Regions from separate parts of the Homo sapiens genome. Here all the other regions are linked to region 1. The links are chromatin loops, found by intact Hi-C in ENCODE. Cell type or tissue: heart right ventricle. All regions are shown on one strand.

Region 1 (8,000 bases):
TGCCACCTTGCCTTATTTGGTCCCCTTCGCACCCGCTAGGACTGCCGAGGCCATTCATGGAGCCAAGGGCAGGGGAGAGGATCAGCCAGGGAGCCCCCAGACCATGTAAGGAAGGGGAGGGGGCAGTCAGGGGGATGGCCAAATAGGGAGCTGGGGAGGGGCAGGCGCTGAAGGGTAGGGGGCAGGGGAAGACTAAGTGACGCCAGCCCACCCCTCCCCCTTTCTGGGGTGTGGGTGCTCCCTGGATGGTCTGTGGATTCGGTCCTCCGCAGCCCTGCCAGCCTTGGGGACAATAAGCCACATGCAGTGGGAAGGCTTGGCGCCCTGCCCTCTGCTGAGGGGTCCTGACAGCTGGGCCAGGGCAGCAGGGGAGCAACAGCGGCTTCTCATCTTCCAGGGCTGCCACCAGCACAAAGGACACCGCAGCAGCACATCTGAGTGGCTGCAAAAGGGGCACCCAGGACAGGGCACCCTTCTGGTCTAGTCCCCGCCAGCCTGAATGGCTTTACTCAGAGAGCTGGTGCTGGGCTCATCTAGGTCAGAAAGCTGAGATTAACCAAGGCCACCCGAGTTCCAACCCATGCATGGATCAGGGTCTGGCCAGGGAAGAGTCAGAAAAGGGTTTCTGTGAGAGCTTGGCCAAGTCTTGCTGGAGAAGGGACCAGGTTTACCCCAGCCCAGTTATTGGGTAGCCCTCATCCATGCTGCAGGGTTTTGCTCAAATTCAGACTCTGGTCTTCAGGCCAGAAAAGGATCCCCTGCTGCCAAAGTGAATAAAGGAACAAATGCCAAAAGTAGCTTGCCCACTTGATGGTGGGGAGATGAGCATCTTTAAACTGGGGGCAGAGGCCCTCACTCCAGGTGGAGACAAGACTGCAAAGGCAAATACTTTGATGGAGAACATAGCAACAACTTAAACTATAGGACTACACCAATCCTTGCTACTCAAAGTGCAGCCCATGGACAAGCAGTATTGTCATAACCTGGAAATGAGCTAGAAATGCAATCTCAAGAGCCATCCCAATCCGCTTTTCAGCAAGATCCTCATTTGCTTGGTATGTACATTAAAGTGTGAGAAGCATTGGCATAAATGACAGATATCATCTCCTCTGTGGAAAACAGATTTTGCAGGATCTTGAACTTTTGAGAAGGAAAAAGAAAAATGACATGAAATGAGGAGAGGGAGAAGGAAGAGGGAGATGTAAGAAGGACACAGATCACTAGTTTGCCCTGGGGTGCCCTGCATTCTCAGTTCTTGACTGGAGCTTTGATTTTTAATGCTTGTGTTTTTCCTCCAGTTCACACCAGTTAAAAATAGAAAACTGGGCACTGGCATCTCTCTCTAGAGTGGTCTTGGGCTGATATGCTGAGGAGGCCTGCTGATTAGATACTTGTCCCGACTGGGGAATGCTGGGCCCTCCCCTCTGAACTCCCCAACCATGTTTGGGTTGGTCTGGAGAAGAAACGCGATGGGCAGCTGTGTGGTGGGGTCGGGTAAGAGACCTGGCTGAGATTACTCTGTGCAGCACAGCAGGCATTTTACAGTGAAAATGTTTATTGACAGGATGCCAAGAGTAGAACTGCCTTGTCTCGTGAAAATATAGAAAAACCAAGGAAAAGGAGAAATGGGACTGGTGTCAGAGCCAGACAGAACTGGGCTCAAATGCTGCCTTTATCACTTACTAACTATCTGTTTGGTCTTGAGCAAGACACTTAACCTTCCCAAGCCCCAAGTTTTCCCTCTCAAAAGTGATACCATAACACTTGTTGCAGAAGTTATTGTGTATTGTAATAGTTAGAAACAAATGCTGTAAGTAATATGGAAGATACAAAGCAAATTGTATGTGTAATAATGATACTTTTGGAGGCAGTAGTAGCTCTGCCTTTTAAAGAATCAGGTTGATTTCATTCTTCATTGATTCAGCAAATCTTTGCAGGACAAGAACTGTGCTAGTTAAGGATTCAGTGATAAATAAAACAGAGCAGGACTCATCCTCCGTGGCAATTACAGAAAAGTCAGACAGCTATGGCACAAACTGGGAGGGAAGAAGAGGTATCAGCAGGATAGTCACAAAAAGGGAATGGAGGTCTGAAAGAGTTGCCGAGAAAGCCTTCCCCAGGATGTGTTGTTCGTTTTTAAAAGTAGAGCAGAACTGAAGTTTATGAACATTTGTGTGAGAGAAAGAGTTTCTGCATGGGAGTGGCTGGTGAGAGACTCCCACTATGACTGCTATAGGTGCAAAGACTCTCAGGAATGGAAAACCATGATTATTGACCTTTGTCCTTCGCACAGGCTTCGGGGATCTAGGAGGCCACTTCCAGCCCCCTCATCTCAGGACCATTGGCTCTAGTGGGAGGCCAGTAGAACAGTGCAGGACACAACAGCAGTTTTGTGAAACAATATTCACCCTTAAAATGTTTGAAAAATGTGTTTCCTATTCCGCTCAATTTCATTGCCTAACACTCAAAACAGTGTATTTTCATATGTGTTATGTGTGTAGCAAGAACGAATGCTTATTTCTTAAAAATTTATGATTGTTTGATATTTACTATTTGTATTACCACTCAATTTCCACATTTTATTTATTTTATTTTTATGTATTTGTTTGTTTGCTTCAGACAGGGTCTCCCTCTGTTACCCAGGTATAATCAGGTGCGGTGGTATAATCAGGGCTCACTGCAGCCTCAACCTCCCAGGCTCAGGTGATCCTCCCACCTTAGCCGATTCTCCCACCTTAGCTGATCCTCCCATCTCAGCCTCCCAAACAGCTGGGACTGCAGGCACATGCCAACACACCCCGCTAATTTTTGTATTTTTTGAAGAGACGGGGTTTCACTATGTTGCCTAAGCTGGTCTCAAGCTCCTGGGCTCAACTGATCTGCCAGCCTCAGCTTCCCAAAGTGCTGGGATTACAGGCATGAGCCACCAAGCCTGGCCTTGATTTCCACATTTTAAAAACTTTGAACCCTATTTTATATATTTTAAAATGTAAACCAACAGGAAAGTAAGATTTCATGACTGAGTTTTATTTAAACTACTTTTTACAGATCCACTTAATTTGAAAATTGAGATTGGCTTTTTAAGCATATAAAAATGACATCTCAAAAAAAATTACAAAACAAAGAAGAAAAAAATGACATCTCCTCTTTGGTACATTCTAGATTTTTTTTTAATTATGGTAAAATATGCATATATCAAATTTACTATCTTAACCATTTAGGAATACAGAGTTCAAAAGTGTTCAGTGCATTCACATTGTTGTGCAGTCTCCGAGTGTTATTTTTTTTATTGCTAATTGTGACTAAATTGTGCTTCCTGCAGTTTGAGAAAGACCAGTTTATATCCTATGAGGTAGGGAACCACTGAGCCTTTTTTGTCTGAGGTCACACAGGTGAGCAAATGGTGGAGTGACAATTCAAACTCAGGCACCTGATTTTAAGCCCTATTCCCAACCACCACCAAAAATACCTTCACATATACTTGGTCTGCTATTTCTCAGAATGTGATGCTAGAACCGCCTCCAGCCAAATTACCTAGACTGCCTCATAGAAATTCAGATTCCTGGGTTCCACCCTGGAAGATTGAATCTGCATTTTAAATGAGCCCTCACTGTTCTCCCCTAGGTATGTTTCTCTGCAGAGTGAAAAACTTAGCCGCACTGCTTGGCTGTTCTCTCTGAAGCCCACAGAGCTTTGCTGGATGCTGCCCAAGCTGCCAGTGCTGGCTGGAGTCCAGGTTGGCTGACCTTGTAGATCCCAGTGGGATGGCAGAGCTGGGGCGGGTCCCCAGGGCTCTTGAGGGCCAGTGAAGCCCTTTTCGGCGTGGACTGGCCATGAGGGAGACGTGCAGGGCAAACTGAAGGAACAGAAGGTGGGACAGTTCCCACTGCCCTTGCCTCGGGGGAAGTCTGTTTCATCCACCATCTGCTGGGATCTGGAAGGGAGCGGCCCAGCCTCCTCCCCGGCACTGGGGGATTAGCAGTCACTTATCTCAGCTGTTCCTCCGTTCGGAGGTGTCACAGTATTTACAGAGAAGCCAGAAACAGACAGAGCCACACTTAATTCCTCCCCATGAGCCCTCCCCATCACCTCCTGTCCCTCCTGCATTCTGTGTGCCGGGGGAGGGAGAGCCTCGGTTTAGATCAGACCGGGGGGAGGATCTAGCCTTCCTAAACATTCCTATTTTCTTTGCCTACACATTTGTTCACCCCCACTGCCCTCTGGCTGGATCTGGGTTTCAGTTTTCATTGAAAGGAGAAAGTGACATGATGGTGAGGGCTGCAGGCCCCCACACATCCTGGTGTTCAGAGTCCAATATATGAGGCATGGCTAATCTTCACAGCATACTTCCCCGTGTTTTATATGCAACCACCAAGGGGATTAACCCAGGCAGAGGGTATTTGGCCCCAGATGGATTCTGTTCTTGGCAGGTCCCAGCCGTCACTGTCTTCTAACATGATAGGACCAACTGTAATGAACCATTTAATAAGACTCAGAAAAGGAGGGCAGGGGAAGGAGGAAGGGGCACGGAGGAGGGAGAACATAGAAGGGAACATAGAAGGAAGATGCTTCTCTGGATCCTGGTGACTACATTTTTTTTTTTTTTTTTTTTTGAGACAGAGCGTTGCTCTGTCCCCCAGGCTGGAGTGCAGTGGGGCAATCTCAGCTCACTGCAAGTTTCAAGTTATTCTCCTGCCTCAGCCTCTTGAGTAGCTGGGAATACAGGCACACATCACCATTCCTGGCTAATTTTTGTATTTTTAGTAGAGACAGGGTTTCACCATGTTGGCCAGGCTGGTCTCGAGCTCCTGGCCTCAAGTGATCTGCCCGCCTCGGCCTCCCAAAGTGTTGAGATTAAAGGCGTGAGCCACCGCACTCAGACTAAAGACCACATTTTCAGTCTCCTCTATCCTGGTGACGTCAGCGGGAAAGAATCAGAAAGGATTTCTAGATAGCCTTTTAAATTCCTTAAAAGGAGTTTGTCTGTCAAGAATGAAATGCTCACGCCCATGAGTTTCTGCTTGGAAGTTACTACTCTTAGCTCAGATTTGACTTGCTCTGCACACTGGCAGTGACTTTATTTATGGAGTTTCAGTGTTTCAAGTATTACCTGGAGCAAATCCATCTTTCCTGGAGAGCCCAACCATGACAATGTCTGATCTAAGCCTGACCTGCAAGCAGAAGGGCTGGGAGACGTGCATCAGTAGTAAGAACTGTGAGCTCAGAAAACCTCCTGCAGGCTGCTTTCACTCACCTGCATCATGTAGAGCCCATCTCTTCCCCAGCAAAGATCAAGCACTCATCTGACACACAATATTGGTGATGGTAACACTAATTGTTGACATTTCCTGAGAATTTCCTAGAGGCTGGCACTATCCTGCCACTTTCTATGTGTATATGGTCAACATGGTCAGTTTCTAGATGAAGCTGGGCAGACTTCCAGCTGTAGAATCCATTTTTACCCAACTGTTCTCTTTGTTTTGTTTTGTTTTTAATTTTTTTGTACATAGAGACATGGTTTCCCCATGTTGCCCAGGCTGGTCTCTAACCCCTGAGCTCAGGTGATCCAGTTGCCTTGGCCTCCCAAAGTGCGGGATTATAGGTGTGAGCCACCGTGCCCAGCCCCAACTGTTCTTTGATATGATGTCACCAGCCTATGTTGAGGGGCTGTGTAAGAGTAGGTCACCATCTCTATTGTAAGGACATTGTAAGGATGTTTTCATGGATGTTCATCATAGGACACAATCTTCTTTATAAGCCTCCTTGGGAGAATTCCCTGTCTGACTCTGGTACCAAGGGCAGAAGCACATCTACCAACGAACTAGTTTGTTTTGATTTGTGTTCCCTGAATCTAGTGACCAGCTAAGGTTTCACTTTTGGTGTTGGCTAAGAAAAATTTTAGAGAACCACATATGTGGCCCAATTGTTACAGCGATTATAGGTCATTTTGATCTGTTTTACACACCCATCTCTATTTTTTATTTTTATTTTTCTTCTAATTTAGTTTTCATTTTTCTCTCTATCTTTGTAAGCTGGCATAAATCTTGTGTGGGACAAAACAAAGAATGAATGAATAGATAGATAAGAATGAATTTGTAGGAACAATGGAGAACATTTGAAATTACAATTGGGATGGCCATTTTACAAGTAGCTAAGAGTCTGCCATGACTTGCGTATATATCTGTAGTTTTTTCCATCCCAGTGAAAGCATAGGCCAGGTGTGGTGGCTCATGCATGTAATCCCAGCACTTTTGGAGGCCGAGGCAAGTGGATTGCTTGAATCCAGGAGTTCAAGACCAGTCTGGGCAACATGACGAAACCCCCATCTCTACAAAAATACATAATTAGCTGGGCATGGTGGTGCACACCTGTGGTCCTAGCTACTCCAGAGGCTAAGGTGGAAGGATTGCTTGAGCCTGGGATGTCCAGGCTGCAGTGAGCTGTGATCACACCACTGCACTGCAGCCTGAGCGGCAAAGCAAGACCTTGACTCAAACATAAATAAATAAATAAATAGCATATATTGCTTAATGAAAAAAACCCATTACCTGTAAACTATAATGTCATTTTGATTTTCCTCTTAACATGGTAAGTACAACTGGCAATTTAAAACAATATTTCCCTCATTATTAATATAGTATGTGTTTATTGTGATAAACTAGGAAAAAACAGTAAAGCTCTATATTGTAACCTCCCTAAAATAAAACTAAATGTGGCATAAAATTCATAAGGCCTTGGCTTCCATATCTACTTATAGCCGCTGGGCTGAGAAAAGACAAACAGCCTCCTATTCTGGTAGTCTGCAAGAATGTCCACTTGTTCTTCAAAGAGAGACATGCAATGCAAAGAATTTGCATTAAAAGCATTTCTTGGTCCTACTATTATAAAGTAAATTATCTCTAGTCAACAGCTGGAACTAAAGAATGTCAAACTCAGAGCAGGCTCTGCCCTTGGGATTATACCATCTTTATATATCCCACTTATGTATTTCAGAGGGTGGGTTCTGGTTTCCAAGTCAGCTGTTGAACTGTTTCAAACTTGTAGTTTAAAAACTGGTCTACCACAAACATAAAACTAAACCATATGAATATACTGCTGAAGGCATTGTCTTCATGTGGAGGGTCTGAAAGCACTTCTTTTAGAAAAACATCTTTACAGCTATTTTATTATCAAAATTGTTCTTAATTTAGACTACAGATAACCAGTTCATCTTAACCACCTCTTATTTAATTTCATAAATTAAAAATAATAACAAAGGCTTTATCTAAAGCTAGCACTGTGTACCTACAGAACTTGTACGTACAAAATAAAAACAACTGAAAAGCCTTCTTAAGCCGTTACTTGTGCGTGAATGCTGGCACCCATCCAAATAAGTAGGCCTATGGCTTATGATATTCCAGAGAGAAGAGCCAGCCTTTGAGGACTGAGAAGAGAAAATAATCAGCCATTAAACTATGATATGGGCCTTGAAAAGTGATCAGAACAACCTTGAGCATGACCCAAAGGACAGAACAGAGTAAAATACTACATCATCAAAGAAATACCTGCAATGGTTGGGTAACCCTAAGGTGAGAACATTCTTTAAGGATGAACAAGCAAAGTGCTCTCTATTCAGTTAATGTTTTTGCAAACTCTCTTTAAACATGCAATTTTCCAGTGAGAGATTCTAGTGAATTTAATATTACAGCACACTACTTATATTTTTCACAAAAGATTCACACTGGGCTCATTCCTTCACCAATGTATGTAGCCATCTACTTTCTGTGTTCCCTGTTCAGTGATGATAAGGAGTCCGGAGCCCCTCTCTTGAAGTTTCAGAGGGAGAGCCCTGAAGCTTTAATTTGAGCTGATCTCTTAGATTGGCATAATTGACCATTTCTGGTGTCCACCCAAGGATCGCATCACTAAGCTGCTGACTCAAGGTAGTGGGCGAGGCGGAGGAGAGAGGGATGAGGGTAGAAAGAGGGTGATGGGGGAGTGGCCTACAACACCTCTTCCCT
Region 2 (8,000 bases), 110 kb after region 1:
GTCAGTAAAAGGACAGAAAAAGATTGTGTCAGTATGACATCTCCAACATTTGCACTTACTGGAATGCAGAGCTGGCTGCACTAATCCAGAATTCCCGAGTGTTTCAGAGCAAGAAGCTATTTTCCGCTGGCTGACAGGTGCTTGGCTAGACTGAATCAACAGCTATATTTTCAGCTGATACCACACACTGAGTTAAACAAAAGACCAAACTTAGCAAGAACAGTTTATCCGTTAAGAGTTCGCTTAGACAGAATGACATAAATAAATTTACCATTTGACTCCTATTGAGTAGGATGAAAACCAGACTCAGGTGGACACAGCAGTAAAAAAAACAATATAGAACAAACCCTTAAAGAAAATACTTCCTCTCAGTAACTCCTGGAATTTTTCCCTCTTTATATTCCATAGTTCTTTAATGCTAAAGTCACCCACAACCAGAAGCACATTAATGTATGCTTCAATTGTGATGAAACGTCACAACTTAGAAATATTAAAATTAAGACTGTGAGAAGAAATAAAAAAGCGAACAAAATGATAAAAATAAAGGAAATATCAAATAAAATTTCAGAAGGAAAGAATCAGGACTACAACAAAAGGTCATTATAGTAGTTAGCATATATGCTGTCAAAAATAATTACAAAAAGCCAAGGGAAATTCTTAGACTTTCCAAAAATCATTTCAACAAAGTGAGCTATCTCACATATAGAAATTTGGAGGCTAGGCTATTAATTTCAAAGAATAAAATAACCAAACCGACCATTTTTAAATCATAACTGTTATACAACTTTTGAAAACGATAAGATAGTATATGTTAATCACACCCTTAATCATGTTGCCTTGCTTTATGTTCTTACACTTACCAGTACCTGACATTCTCTTGTTCAGGTACTTGGTTATTTGTTTTATCCCTACTATCCCTACTATCATTTGTTTAATCCCTACTAAAATATAATTCCCACAAGAGTAGGGATCTAGAACAGTTTAAATATGGAATGGGTGAATGAATGAATACCCAAATGAGTATATTCACCTAACAATGATGAATAAGATCAGGGCTCTGCCCTCTAAGGAAATTACAGTTTTAGTAGCAAGATAAAATATGTCCTTAACTGTAACACAAAGCAGCAGAATGGTAAATAGTAAAGAATGTTACAAAATACAGTGGGAACAAAGTTCACAGTAAATCAGAGAGATGGATGCAGGGGACACTTAACATTAGGAAAGGTTTCATGGAGGAAAGTGGCATTTTTATTGAACTCAAGTAAAAGATTTGTGAAGGAGCTTTGATTTATTTCATCATGAATAGAAAGTCAAAGAAATGTTCTGAGAGGGAGAGTAAAATGATCAGTGTCACACAGTAGGAGGAAACATGAAAAACAGGTGACTGGCTATGAGGAGACTCAAGGGTAGACAAAGAGGAGGCTACTATAACTGTCTAGGCAAAAAATAAAGTATCCAGATTAGGACAGGTTGTACAAACTGGAAAAGAGAAAAGGCAATAAATGAGAGATGCTACACAGATACATAATGAAACACCAAAGAAACCAAAAGAGCATTCTTTTTTTCCTAAACATAGGCAAGTTAATCATTCCCCCTCTTTCTTGGATCAGAAACTAAATGCCTCCTTTGAACTTTCAGGACACTTTTATCCACAGGCTTTTTATGGCTTTTGGTACCTTCTAACTGTTCATGGTAGGCATCTGTCTATATTTCTAGCTTCTCTAAAGGTGTAAGTTGTGTCTGATTCATCTTCATAAGCTTCATCTTAGCACAATATCTGACTTACAGTAGGCACTAAATAGTCAAACAAATGAATATAAGAAAACAATGTTTTAGTTTTCAGTGAAGTAACTGAGATTTATTTACTGAAAACTGACCAACTGTGACAGTCAAAGGTACTATAAAACTTGGAAACTCTTAGATTTCTCCATCCTTCGATCACTCAATAAATGTTTATTAAGAACATACTATATAACAGGCACAGTTCTAGGTGCTAAGGATACACTGGCAGACAAAACAAAGACCCTGCCCTCATAGACTTGCTTGCTTCATTGCTTTCTAATGAAGAATTCAGATACATAACAAATGTATAATCATCAGTTATGATACAGGCTCTGAGGAAAAATAAAGGTAATAGGGTAGAAAATGATGAGAAGGGAAGATGCTACTTTAGGTAAGGTTGCCAGGGAAGGCTTCTCTTAGGAGGTGACATTGAAAAACAGTTGCCCATGTCAGGTGAGGAAAAGAACTATGTAAATACCTGGGGATAATTACCTAAGTAAAAGGAACACCATGTGAAAAGTCTTGGATTATTTTAAAAAACAGCAAAAAGGACAGTGTGACTGACATGGAGTGAATAGGAAAAAGTGTTAGAAAATGATGTTGGAGAGGACACCAGAAGACAGATAATGAGAGGGCCTTTTGGATTATGGTAGGAACTTTCTAATGTGATGGGAAACCATTAAAGAATGTTAAGTGGGGGTATCAAATCAAGGTATACTTCACATTTTAAAAGGATTATTCAGCCATTATGTGGACATGTGTAAGGGGAGGAATAGACAAGAAAGGAGGCAGGGATATGAGAGATAAAGGTGTCCTGGACATGGCATCAGCAGAGGTGATGAGCTAATCAGACTTACTGATAGATTAGAGGTAGAGTATGAGATAAAGAGAAATTAAGGATATCTCCATTTGTGTTCAACAACAGGGAGAGATGAAGAACAAGTTCTGCTGTTCAAAAGATTTTCTTAAAAAATCACAACAACAGGGTTACATAAAAGTAATAAAATGATAGGAATGTCTAAGAAGTACTGCACTTTGGGAGAAAGAGAAAAGAAAGGCACTCTTTCTGCAAAAGCTACATGTATCAAATGCTAGAACTGTTCAATGTTTAAGTTTTATAATATAGTTTCAAATAATGGTTTTTAAAACTATCCTTTACTAAAACTCTTCTCCCCACAAAGTTATTCTAAAAGTAGAACTTTGAGCCACCAAACCTCCCTTTCCTACTAATGAGTAAAAATATATTATAACGTATAGTAATTCAGAGCCTTGAGATTCCATATCTGTATTCTTAAAGTGACCTGGAAGTATACCTACTTTTGATTCAAAAAAGAAGCCCCAGTAAACAAGTAAGCAAGTTTTCTTCACTTCATAATAGGGCATTAACTGAATACCTAATATACAAAAAGCAAAAAAGGAGGTGGACCTTTAGAATAACACTTGGATTCATCTATATTTTAAGTTTTTAAACTCCTCAAAAGACAAAATAGATTTAAGAAATCAATTTCTTTAAATTTTTATATTTCATCATTTTGTTAAAAGTTTAAGAGGATTGCTTATAGTAAAAATAAAAGCAGTCATTATTTTTTTCTTAACAAATCTTCCTCTAACCAAATATCTCTGTATTTATGTCATAAAAGTTACTTAAATTATGACATAGTACTTTTAGTTACATACCCCCAAATTACCTTAAAGTTATTTTCCTTTGGTTTTCTCCTCATTATTATATTAAAAGTTTCATACACATCCTCTGCTCCATTTTGTATAGTATTGGTCATATCTTGTTGATACTGGTTTGGATCCAAAAACACTCTAAATGTCCTTGATTCTCCTCTAAGATTGGGTCTGGGTTCAGGTCCTGGACAATTTGAAAAAGTTTGTTAAATAAAATATGTATTTTTCAAATATCAAAATAAGTTAACAGTATTTCTTTTCTAGAAATGGTGAGTAAATGGTTCAGGCTTAACTCCAACCATTCTTCCCAAAGTAGAATGCCCTCCACTCACCCACTTCAAATTCTAAGATGCTGAAAGTATTTTCTTCTTTCTCTAAATTCTTACTATTTCCTTCCATAGCAGTCATGTAATGTTTACGATGCAACACCATGACTTGCAATAATTTGTACACACACTCAACTAAAATAGGAGTACTTAGAAGTCAAAGAACTTATCTTTACTTTTGTCACTCATAGCTCCCACTACTGCCTTACATATAGTAAGTATTCAATAAATATTTTCTAATTAAATATATGTATTTTAGAATTTAAGGCATAGTTTTCTATTCATTAATTCCTTAATTTGACAGAGGTTCATCACTTTTCTCATCCTTCCACATTCCATACCTAGTATAACCAGCATGAAAAGAAATTTCACATACACAGAAATGTAGGATACTAATGGTTGAAAGCCCAGAGCCTTTTCTTTCCTCTCTGACATATCTCCTCTTTTTTGGGGGGGGTGGGGGGAAGGGGGGGTCTTAGACCTCGAACTTTGGTTCCATTATGTGGCCTTATGCTTATTCCATCCATTTTCCATTCCCTTCTCCTATTTCCTCTCATTCTAGAGATAAATAACTTAATCATCAGCAGTTTAGCAATGATATAATCTCTAAACCACAGATAGCATAAACTGACTAAAGTTTCAAAAGAAGTACAACAACCAAATTGTAAAATAAGCACTAGACATGTATGCAGTTGTAATTTAATAATAAGTATTATAAAGGAAGTCAGGACAACAGAAGAAAGAATTTCAAAGGGATAATAAGTGATACACATAAGAAATCAAATAACTGACTAATTTTGTAAAGCAGTGTTTTTAAATGCGGTAAAGTTGGCATCTTATGCAGGATAATTCCTTCTTTTATTTCTGTTCAGATGTTTAGCATCCTTGGCTCACAGTTACCTAATGCCAAGAGCCTGCCATTCCTCACCTCTATCCCGGTCATTTGAAAACCTAAATATCACTATGCATTTTCAAACGCAGGACAGTATTGTTCCCAATTAAGAACCACCACTACAATGAATTAAAATAGTCAAATTTAAGAAGAAAAAATATATCATTGAACACAAAAAAGCTTGGACAACTGTAAGAGATATTTAGAGTGTTTCTTAAAAAAAATATGGTAAAGTATTACATATTTTAAAAAGCTTTGAATAAAGATGATTTCAAAAGATCCTGTCCCAGAGTTCGAGACCAGCCTGGCCAACATGGTGAAACTCTGTCTCTACTAAAAATACAAAAATTAGCCAGGCGCGGTGGCAGGCACCTGTAATCCCAGCTACTGGGGTGGCTGAGGCAGAATTGCTTGAACTTGGGAGGCAGAGGTTGCAGTGGGCCAAGATCGCGCCACTGCACTCCAGCCTGGTTGACAGAGCAAAACTCCGTCTTGGGGGGAAAAAAAGAAAAAGATCCTGTCCTTTCCAATATCTAACATAGAAGTTCTGAAACTGTCTGGGTGTGGTGGCGGCTCATGTCTGTAATCCCAGCACTTTGGGAGGCCGAGGCAAGTGGAGTGCTTGATCTCAGGAGTTTGAGACCAGCCTGGGCAACATGGGGAAACCCCATCTCTACAAAAATTAACCGGGCATGGTCGCACGTGCCTATGGTCCCAGCTACTAGCAGGGCTGAGGCTGGAGAATCGCATGAACCCAGGAGGCAGAGGTTGCAGTGAGCCGAGATTGTGCCACTGAACTCCAGCCTGTGTGACACAGTGAGAAACCATGTTACCTATATCTAAAACTGCACGGTAGGTACCCTACACATATTTGATACAAAATCCTTTGTGTCAATTTAGTAGGTAAAAGAACTAAAAAATATTACCTAAGAAGCAAAAAGGGAAAAAGGCAAAGAAATTTATCATTCTATACACATACTCTTTCAAAAATATAGGTCACCATACCATCTTCAATGACACGTCCTTTATCATCCAGCATGCCCTGAATTTCACAGCCTCTGACATAAACCAGGCCAACCTGCTCAATAAAAGGTCTCCTCCGGTCAAACTTAGTGCCATAAGGTTTTGTGGGACGTACGGTAATTAAAAAGCATACATCATGCTTACGAAGACCTGGTAAGATATAAAGACATTTTCATTTATTAGAATTTCATTGTTTTCAGTCTTTTGTAGGCAAATTCTTATTTGCCTCTCTACCTCTTATCTTTGGTAGAGAGATACCGTTGAGTGACCAATGATTATTATCGCATTGTAACACAATTATGGGCTTTTCTATAATCTTTAATACTCAATATTTCATAGCATTAATTGAAATGAAAACTTCTTTATATTAAAATTAGAAACATTCATGCCATGAATATATTACTGAATAAGCCCTCCAAGTCATGCTACAGCTCCAAAATTGGATGTTCGTCATCATTCTTATTTTTAACAATCTTAATAAGTAACCAAAAATATGGCTGGCATATAATCCATCTATAGCATATTTAGCAGGTTTTTAATATCAGTTTAAACTATCTATCAGTGTCATTCCAAAGACAGCCTAATTGTATTTCACTAAAACAGGTCAACTCAAGAATAATTAATCAAGGCAAAAAAGTATTGTTTACAGGTATGATCTTGAGAAAGATGGCTGAATATATACAGTTTCAGTTGGCAAATCGTGAACATTTTTATAAGTGAATGTCAAGAAAAAGGAGACTTGTGCCAGAGTCCACAGCTTCTTGGTCACTAGACCCAATAAAGAACTCAAATGGCTTCCCAGCTCTATTAAAAGTAGAGAAACTGGAAGACAAGGATTATAAAATTAGACCTCACAGCATGTAATGCTACACCACTTAATCTTCATTCCATTTCTGATGTTTTTGTTAGCCATTACATGACATAAATGTAAATGTAAACAGTCTGCTTGCTCACAACCTTGTTAACAACAAACACAATGAAATCAAATCAACAATGTGGGCATATGGCTAATAGTACTGAAAATATTTTGGTTTGTTTTAATTGGGGGACTGGTTAGAGTATGGGTAAAGGTAGAAATAATAACTCTATTCATAATACTGACTTAATTATTTCCCAATAAATTCTATGCAAAGCAGCAAGAGAAGTAATGAGAATGAATGGGAATCATCCTACTCTCTGAGTTGTACTACCTGTGTGATGTCTGATCTGCACAGCTCATTAAAACTTCTAAGTCTTACAGCCAAAGAAGTGGTCCTGAGAAGTCATTTATCCTCTCCCAAGATAGGAGTTACTTTTTGGCATCACTGAGGGATGACCTCTTGTTCCTTCCTAAAACAAACCACTTTACTCTGGGACATCTTAGATCCACATTTTTTAAAATCCTATATGTCTCTCTCCTTGCAACCATTTGTATCCACCCTATCCTAGCTGTGCTTTCTGGAGCAAATCTGGCATTTCCATTTCATGAATTCTGTTTCCTTAACTTTAAATGAGAATATTGAAGAAGATAAGGGCTTGAGGTTCACACCTTTTCAAAGGGACAAAAGGAATGTTTTATGGTATTTAGTTTAATAATCTTTAAAATTTACTTTTATAAAACAATATTCAGCTGGGCACGGTGGCTCACGCCTGTAATCCCAGCACTTTAGGAAGCTGAGGCAGGTGGATCACAAGACCAGCCTGGCCAAGATGGTGAAACCCCGTCTCTACTAAAAATACAAAAAATTAGCTGGGCGTGGTGGCGGGTGCCTGTAATCCCAGCTACTCGGGAGGCTGAGGCAGAGAATTGTTTGAACCCAGGAGGTGGAGGTTGCAGTGAGCCGAGATTGTGCCACTGCCCTCCAGACTGGGCGACAGAGTGAGACTCCGTCTAAAAAAAAAAAAAATGTATTATTGTTTACAGAATCTCTCCTTTTTACTCCATTTTCTATTTGGCTACCCTATCTGTGATCAATATAGGGGCTGGTTTTTGGCCCAGGCCTCCCATAAAACACTTTTCTCTCCATCATACCCCAGATTATCACTCATCCCACAATACCCTATTGTGCCCTATCTTGCCCATCAAAATGTACCCTGTCCAGTTCTCATTCTACCAGAGGCTGATGTTTAAAAGAAAAAAAGACTGTCTCATGTCCTTCTGAAAGCAGTCAGTAATGGGGGAAGTGGCCTGTTTTTAAACATCCTTTTGTTTTCCTTAACACCAAAATGCAGACCTCTCATCTATAAATTCCTATAGAGTCCTTTAAAATAAACAAAATTCCAACTATCTACTACTTCTGGGGGTACCCAGTAAGTTATCTCAG
Region 3 (8,000 bases), 54 kb after region 1:
CACGAATGTACCAGTGAACAAAGGCATGGTTGGCATACACCAGGTCAAAACTTGTGGTCCAGGTGAGCCCAGGTCTCAGCAAAGGCTGTGGTATTGCTCAGCATGCACACAGCTCTCTGTATCTTGGCCAGGTCTCCACCAGGTACCACCATGGGAAGCTCGTAACTAATGCCAACCTTGAAACCAGTGGGACACCAATCCACACACTGGATATTGTGCTTGGTCTTTATGGTGGTAAAGCAGCATTGACATCTTTATGGTGTCACCACAGTGCAACAGGCAGGAAGCCATCATTTGCCATGGCGAAGGTCACATTTCATCATCTGGTTGGCTGGCTCAAATCAAGCATTGATGATCTCTGCTCTAAAGCTCTTCATGATAGGCTTTCTCAGCAGAGATAACAGGGATCAGCATTCAGGAAGCCATCAACTCTAAGGGAAGCATAGAGGGCATAAACTGATGAATAAGGCAGTTAAAGTTAAAGAGACTTCACTAGCTATTGATAGGTTGAGCAATCAATATTGAGATTTCTATGACAGATGTCTACCACAAAGGAACACTCAGAGCGCTCCAGGGTAGTGTGGGTGGTGAGAATGGAGCTATAGGGCTCAACTACAGCTTTGGAAACCTGGGACACTGAGTAAATGAACTCCAACTTTGACTTCTTGCCATAATGAAGAGACAGACATTCTATCAGCAGGGAGGTGAACCCAGAACCAGTTCCCCAACCAAAGCTATGGAAAACCAAGAAGCCCTGAAGACTTGTGCACTGGTTGGCCAGCTTGAGAATTTGGTCCAACATGAGGCCAGTGATCTCCTCGCCAATAGTATAGTGCCCTTGGGCATAGTTATTGGCAGCATCTTCCTTGCCTGTGATGAGCTGCTCAGGGTGGAAGAGCTAGTGGTAGATGGCAACGTGAATTTTGTCAATGAATGTGGGCTCCAGGTCTACAAACACTGCCCTGGGCTTATGCTTGCCAGCACCTGTCTCACCGAAGATGTTAAAGGAGTCATCTCCCCGAGTGGTCTTGTCACTTGGCACCTGGCCATCGGGCTGCATGCCGTGTTCCAGGCCGCAGAGCTCTGAGCAGGGATTATCAATCTGGCCATCAGCCCGGCCAACGTGGATGGAGATGTGCTCACGCATAGTGGCTAGGGATTAAGAGACAAAGGCAACAGGAGCAGACACCAGGTCCCGGTCACTTCTCCTGAGAAGCTGAGTCAAGGTAACACACTCAGAAATCACACTTTTAAAACTATTATTACTTAACATGTTCTGCTTCTGCTTAAATATAAAATGACTTTAGGATAATTAGCATTTTTAGGCATACAGTATTACTTACCAGAGTCCCTTTCTATTATGTGTTTCTCATTCCTTTTTCAAACCAAAACAAATACTAATTTGTCTTTCTCCTGTAAGAATAAATATTGTAAACATTGGGACATTCTTTTTAGAGACCTTTTATTTTCTACCCTGATTTTGGCAACCTAGTCTTTTTGGTATATTGACCATAAGAGAAATTATTTAGTAGGCTTGTCTTACTCATGCACAGTTGGTGTTGTTCTGTTCTTTAATGTGTCTCAAGCAAAGAAATTTAAAGGGCAGCATGGTAAGAAATTTGCCTAAAAGTTACATGATGGTTCTAGTCCCTGTTCAATTAATTGTGGTGTCCCAGGCAAATCACCCAATGCCTTGGTGTTCTCATCTATAAAGTACTAGAGTTGTTTTTGGCATTGCTGCCTGGCACAGAGTTGGCATTCAATAGTCTGTTGATATACAAATATTAGTTTCATAAACATCTTCAAAAGTTTTATTATATTGAATTCAATTCACTTCTGTGAAAAGTAGTCAACCAACTAAATGGCATGCAAATTAACAAGGTCTACTCCTATTGCACGCTATTTTCGTGGCAGTCTGAGATGAGAAGAAACTAGCACTGGAAGCAAAAAGGTAATGAAAATACAGTAACACAGTAAGCACTTTTAGTTCACTTTGTGGACAACTGAACTAGAAACCAGATGGAAAAAACTAAGCAACCAACCAACCAACCAATCAAAAATGGCCCAAATGAACCAGTGAACTAAAGTAGAAAAGGATCACTTCCCATCCAGAACTGTTTTTCGAAAAATGTCAATAAATTCAGCTCTTAAAAGAGCTTTTTATATTAAACCAGGCATCTTTCAAAGAGAAGCAGCTACCTTTGAGGTTCTTGAACTTAGGTTGCAACACAAAGATAAGTATAATAGAGAGAGTGCACAATGTTAAATCAAAGGTAGAGGGGAAGAGGATTGTGGGGACAGTTATTCTGGAGATCAAGAAAGAATTCAGTATGCTTAATGCAAAGTAACTGCTGGGGTCCTTGTGTGTTAAATATTCTTATGCGAGGAAACTGTCTTCATGTTTTATATTTGCCTTCATTTTCTTTTATTATTTCCAGACCACCTCTATTGGTTATGCTAAGTAATCCTTTTCTCTTTTTGGAGTTTAAACTTTTTAAGGAAACAAAAACTAAAGAACAGAAAGCCAGACACATTGGAAATACAAACTCTTCTTTTACTGCATAAGAAATGAGAAGAAAAACTTAGTGTGAAATTCTGGAGTCTAAAATTAAAATGTAAACAGAGAATGCTCAGTGACCTTTTCTTAGGAGGCTCACATGAAGGAATGTCATGGTACATTGACCAAACTTTTATTCATTTGCATTTTCAGGATGTTGCGATTAATACCACATGACACTCAATAAATTACACTACGACATTTTGTACAAATCACTTCACTTCTGGTTTCCTCTTCGGCTGTTACTTCACCCTCTGGTTACCTGTAGGGAAAAAAAATGTATTTTGGGGCTTTATCTTTAAAGGGCGATTCACAGTTCTAGCCAATGTAAAGATATTGGTTCCCAAGGAAATAGCTACCTAAGTTATGTTTTTTTTTTTTTTTTGAAGGAGTTTTTGCTCGTCGCCCAGGCTGGAGTACAGTGGCGCCATCTCAGCTCACTGCAACCTCCCCATCCCGGGTTCAAGTGATTCTCCTGCCTCAGCCTCCACAGTAGCTAGGACTACAGGTGCCTGCCACCATGGCTGGCTAATTTTTGTCTTTTTAGTAGAGACGGGGTTTCACCATGTTGGGCCGGATGATCTCGATCTCCTGACCTCAGGTGATCCGCCCGCCTGGGCCTCCCAAAGTGCTGGGATTACAGGCGTGAGCCACTGCACCCGGCTCGTGTTCTAAGGAAATAGCTACCTAAGGTATCTTATTAAAACAAATGAACAAAAAGTTTCCCAAACTGTGTTCTAAGGAAATAGCTACCTATCTTATTAAAAAAAAACAAAAACAAAGTTTTATGCTCTAATAAGTTTGGGAAATGCTAGGTTAAACAAAGCTAAACATGATTCTTTCCAGTGGGACATCTGAGAGTCTTTAATTAGCTAACAGTGCATTGTGATTCTGCAAAGGAGGAACAATAATTCACTGTTTCCCAAACTTATCTGACCATAGAACATATTTCTCAGAGTATTTTTCAAGAGTAGTATTTTCTGTAATATATGATGAAAAATAATCGTATCGGCCATCTTTGTACATAAGGTCAAAATGTCAGGCAGCCCTGAAATAAACGCAAGCCAAAAGGTAGAGAGATAAGTGAATAAAGCTGGCACACTGTCAGTCCGGAGTACCATGCTGCATTCTGAGTCAAGCTCCAGGAAACTGAGCTAGGGTTTGTCTCTAAGAAGAAAAACTGGAGCGTCCAAAGCTTCTGGATTCCATTTAATTAAAACCCTTTTAAATTAAATCCTTGTAACTGAAGAGTATCGGTGGATGAAGAAAAAATAGTCTCACATGTCTTCATTTCCATCCTTGGCTCAGTACAGCTCCAGTTCCATTATTCTTAAACATCTATTAACATGATTGCTAAATAATTACACAGGCTAACTGCCAAGCATTTTTCACAGGAAGCAAGGCACTGCTCTTCTGGCTTATGCAAAAGGGTCACTGTTTTTTTTTTTTTTTTAACTTTATCTTGTTTTGATTGAAGAAACATCTCTAAAAATACCATCTGAGTGCAAGATAAAAAGGAAATAGCAATTCAAGGCACAAAGCTAAGCACATGCAACAATATAGATGATTTGGGGGTGGGACAGTACAGAATTCAGAACTGATAGAAGTTATCAGCTCCATATTTCAGAAAGACCTAATGTCTTCCTTCTGCTTATACTGTTCTGACAGAATTTTAATTTTGGCAGAGATCACTCTCGATGTTATGATGTACTGATTCAGAGGTCCCAAATCAGTAACCTGATCCTAGATAGATCCTCAAAGGTCAACTGCCACTAGGTGTCCCCTTCTTGATCATTCTTCATGCTGCCTGGATTGGGGCATGGCTAAGCACTCAAGTCAAAGGATTAGTTGGCAATATCCTACATTGTCAACAAAGCTTTGAAGAAAAACAGAGACAGAAACTGGTATTTACTAAGTACCTAGGTGATAAATTATTTTCATAAACATTACCCTATAAAACAGACAACTCTCCTGTCCCAAATCCAAACAGATCTTTTTCCTTTATTTACAGATAAAGAAAATGGGCTTAGAGAGGTTATAAAATTTGTCTAAGGTCTAACCAAATGCTGATAAGCAAATTAGGTACAACTCTGAGCCAGGTCTCGATGAGTCCAAAGTGTGTTTTATAATATCTTGCTGTCTCTTGATCATTACAAAATTTCATTTGTTTACAGGAGCACAAATGGCCTATTTATGCCTTTTCTCTCAGCATCTAGCAAAACATCTCAACTTTTATTACACCAACTTTGGGAGTCTTGATGATGTTTAAATCTTCTCATTCATTTGCCTAAATCAATAGAGCTATTTATCCTCAACTGTTGGCAATGAACTTTCTTAACTCAGAATTTTGAAAAAAAAAAAAAAAAAAGAAGAAGAAATTCTAAATACTTGAATTGCTTCATTTCATGCTCATTCTTTTGGGCATGGCTCTTTTTGGTTTTCTTTACAAAGAGATTCTAAAATCATGACACATTTAGATATGAAAAATAGGATGGAGAGCAATGGGAACACTAATCTGAAATAGTCACATGGCTAGAGTACCTGTGTCTGTAGTAATCCCAAACTATATAGAAAACTCTTGAATTTATTAAGCAATCCCTCATGTGTGCTTGATTGAAAAAATAAACAAAGCAGTGCCGTAGAACTGTAGACTTGGATTCTACCCCCACTCTTCCATAGTTGCCACCCTGGTTAAGTCTCTCTGATTGTTTCCTCATTATTTAAAATAAGTACAGCTCTTAAATTCCTTCAAAAATTCCCAAGATTCTACAGTCAACTGCCACTCACTTGCCTTTCCAATGAATAAACCGTTTAAAAGAATTCAAATCCCACCACCTTTACCCTTTCTAAATTCTTTTGACAAGGACAAAGGACTTACCCATCCATCTTCCACCTAAATTTGCTTTTTAGTGATAGAAAAACCAAGCAGCAAAGAAAAAAGTATGGTCACTCATCTAGGCAAGAGTGATGTACATTGCTTGGACAATAGTTAAGGAGAGAGCACTTAACAGCCAGCTTATTTTGGTTGCAGGTATCATACCTCATATCCCCTAAGGGAGAGAGAAAAATCAATCTTTTCCAGGAAAGATGGTAATACAGTAAAGCTTCTTTCCCTTGCTTGGCCTGATACCAAATATTTACAAATGAAAATAATTCTATGAGTGCGATTCCCCATACAGATGCCCACAGCACCTGCTTTCAAAATCTTTTATCGGAGAAATTACATAACAGGCTATCTGGCTTGATCCTTACTCTGATAACAAATAGACCTGGGTTTCCTAGTATCGCGTCCTTGGTATTTCACTCCTCTCATCGTCTCATCACTTTCATTTCCCCTCATCACCTGACATTGACACAAATGTCCTGATGCAGTAGGATACATCATAAAATGAGAGTCTGTACCATATTCAACACAGCCTGGTAGAGCTGAGCAAACACTAGTCACTCAAAAATATAACTGACTTGACTTTCTGGGTTTAATTTCCCTATGAAGCAATCATTCCTTCAAAATGTCAGGACCAGAAGGATTTCAATGGTAGTGTGCAGTTCTTGCTTGTTTCTTCAAAGATTCCTTGGACATGGCCAGGCCCATAGGTGGATGCACTAGAGGAGACATTCTGGGGTAAATGCTCCCCTCCCCTTTAGATACTCTAGCAGATGATCAAAATGGGAAATAGAGAACTAGTGGGCAATTTTCCCCTCTACACATACATATAAACATTTCCTTTTTTTTTTTTTTTTTTCCAGTTCTGGGCACCATGCCCAGGGACCTTGTAAGCAGAGGTCCCTTGTCAGAAAACATTAGTCACATTCACTGGTAATTCTACATTATAGCCTCATTCATGTGAAGACAACACAGTAATCTTAGTACAGTGCTTCTCAAACTACAAAGTGCCTGTGAATCACCTGGGGACTTTGTTGCAATGTAGATTTAGATTTAATAGGTTTGGAGCAGAGCCCAAACTTCTGCATTTCTATAAATAACAAACTTCAATACGATGTTGATGCTGTTGGTTCACAAATCATACTTGAGTAGCAAGGTCCCAGGTACCTCTGCCTTCCCATATTTGAACCACATTTTACCTGAAGGTCTCCTTGTGGCTGGTTATCCCAAGAAAAATAAGGCAGAAAACTCAGAATTTCTGCCATGGGAAAATTCTACCCTGCACACAGGAGTTAAGTTCTCTGACTCTCATTGCCCAGACTCAGGATCCTGCTTCTTGCCCAGATTGATTTGGCAGAGTCCTCCTATTTAGCTGATGACAAATCCTGGCTCAGCCTAACCAGCCTTGGCTGATGCCACTCTGCCAGCAACCCAAACATTAGTGGTGTGGAGAACCTCCTAAAATATAGATTCCTAGGCTCTAATCCTGAGATTCTGACTCATTCAGTCTGAGGTGTGCCTCAAGAATAAACAGACATCTTAGGTGATTCTAAGGCATTCTAAGATTTGAGAGAAGGAAATGCATGTAACCACTTTGATAGATTGAAGAAACCTGTATCTTACTGCTAATAATATCTTTACATAAAGACAGCAAACAAAGGTAAGAAAAAAGGAAACAGAATTTAAGCATTTGATAGTATAACAGAAGAAACAAGTTCCTTCCCAATTTGGACACTCAAGGGTATTCGTGGTTAAGTCCAGTATATTCTGTCCTCTTCTTTAGAGAAGTTCACTAAAAATGTGAAGTATATATTATATATTCATAGAAAATGATTTTAATGTAGGTATGATTACAGACACACTCAGTGATCAAAACATGAAAGGAATGGTTATTTGCTCTTCTGATTGAACAAATGAAACTAGAATTGTTCATACACATAATTTAAAAAAATATATTCAAGACACCGAAATCAGTTAACAAATATAAGAACTAAACATTAATTAGTGACAGTAAAATGGCAGAAGCAAATATAAAATACAAAAAACAGCTTTACTCAGACTTTTTGACTGCCATGTCCTCCTTTAGAAGGACTACAGTTTGGCTACTTGGTCTCTTCCGGGGCAGATGTGGCATCCTGAGGTGTGTTAGCTTCTGCCGGTGCAGATACAGCTCCTACCACAGTAGGGGTGGTCTCAGATAAAGCAGGGATGGCTTCTGGAGTGGAAGTGGCTCCTGTCTCACTGGGGGTGGTGTCAGTTTGAAAGGCTGGAGTTTCTTGACGGCAGCTGGTGTCTGTTGGACTGGGTATGATGTCAGCTTGAACAGTCATGGCCTCTTCTTCTGTTTCCAATTCTGTTTCTTGATTTTGAACTTCCTCACCCTCTTCTACCATAGCAGGTGGTAGTTGTAATAAAGTCTAATTAAAAAAAAAAAAACAAAGACAATACCAATATGAAAAACAGCTTATAAAGCTAAGCTCTCACATTACCATTCTAGAGTTCTCCAAAACAGTGCTGACCATTTTATACTCCAGATGTAACACCTCTGATGACAATGGT

The links. Hi-C counts contacts between places; a loop is a spot of excess contacts. Peaks named below come from ENCODE experiments on the same cell type or tissue, not always from the same donor. Only the 100,000 strongest peaks of a DNase experiment are listed, where the experiment ranks them.
Region 2: a loop joins it to region 1, with 2.6 times the contacts of the local background. A loop is called at or near these places in 12 of 110 quality-filtered maps.
Region 3: it touches region 1 in a loop (2.5-fold over the local background); 15 of 110 quality-filtered maps call a loop at or near these places.

What each region holds. Positions count from the first base shown.
Region 1 is chr15:34,795,639-34,803,638 of GRCh38, forward strand. All of the region lies in intron 2 of GJD2-DT (GJD2 divergent transcript), which reads left to right. Among named protein-coding and RNA genes, the nearest start is that of ACTC1, 4.1 kb to the left of the region's middle. RefSeq lists an enhancer at 1,058-1,529. In heart right ventricle, no CTCF peak of the experiment used is centred here; DNase peaks (open chromatin) are centred at 133 and 3,723; H3K4me3 peaks cover 1,808 bases; H3K27ac peaks cover 5,570 bases; H3K27me3 peaks cover 1,779 bases.
Region 2 is chr15:34,900,866-34,908,865 of GRCh38, forward strand. AQR (aquarius intron-binding spliceosomal factor) reads right to left here. Exons shown (of 35, transcript NM_014691.3): 18 at 5,680-5,847; 19 at 3,471-3,640. Among named protein-coding and RNA genes, the nearest start is that of AQR, 65 kb to the right of the region's middle. In heart right ventricle, no CTCF peak of the experiment used is centred here; no DNase peak of the experiment used is centred here; H3K27ac peaks cover 1,676 bases.
Region 3 is chr15:34,849,249-34,857,248 of GRCh38, forward strand. AQR (aquarius intron-binding spliceosomal factor) reads right to left here. Exons shown (of 35, transcript NM_014691.3): 35 at 2,534-7,858. The coding sequence ends at 7,544. It also overlaps the pseudogene TUBAP11. Among named protein-coding and RNA genes, the nearest start is that of ACTC1, 58 kb to the left of the region's middle. In heart right ventricle, no CTCF peak of the experiment used is centred here; a DNase peak (open chromatin) is centred at 6,815; H3K27ac peaks cover 2,238 bases.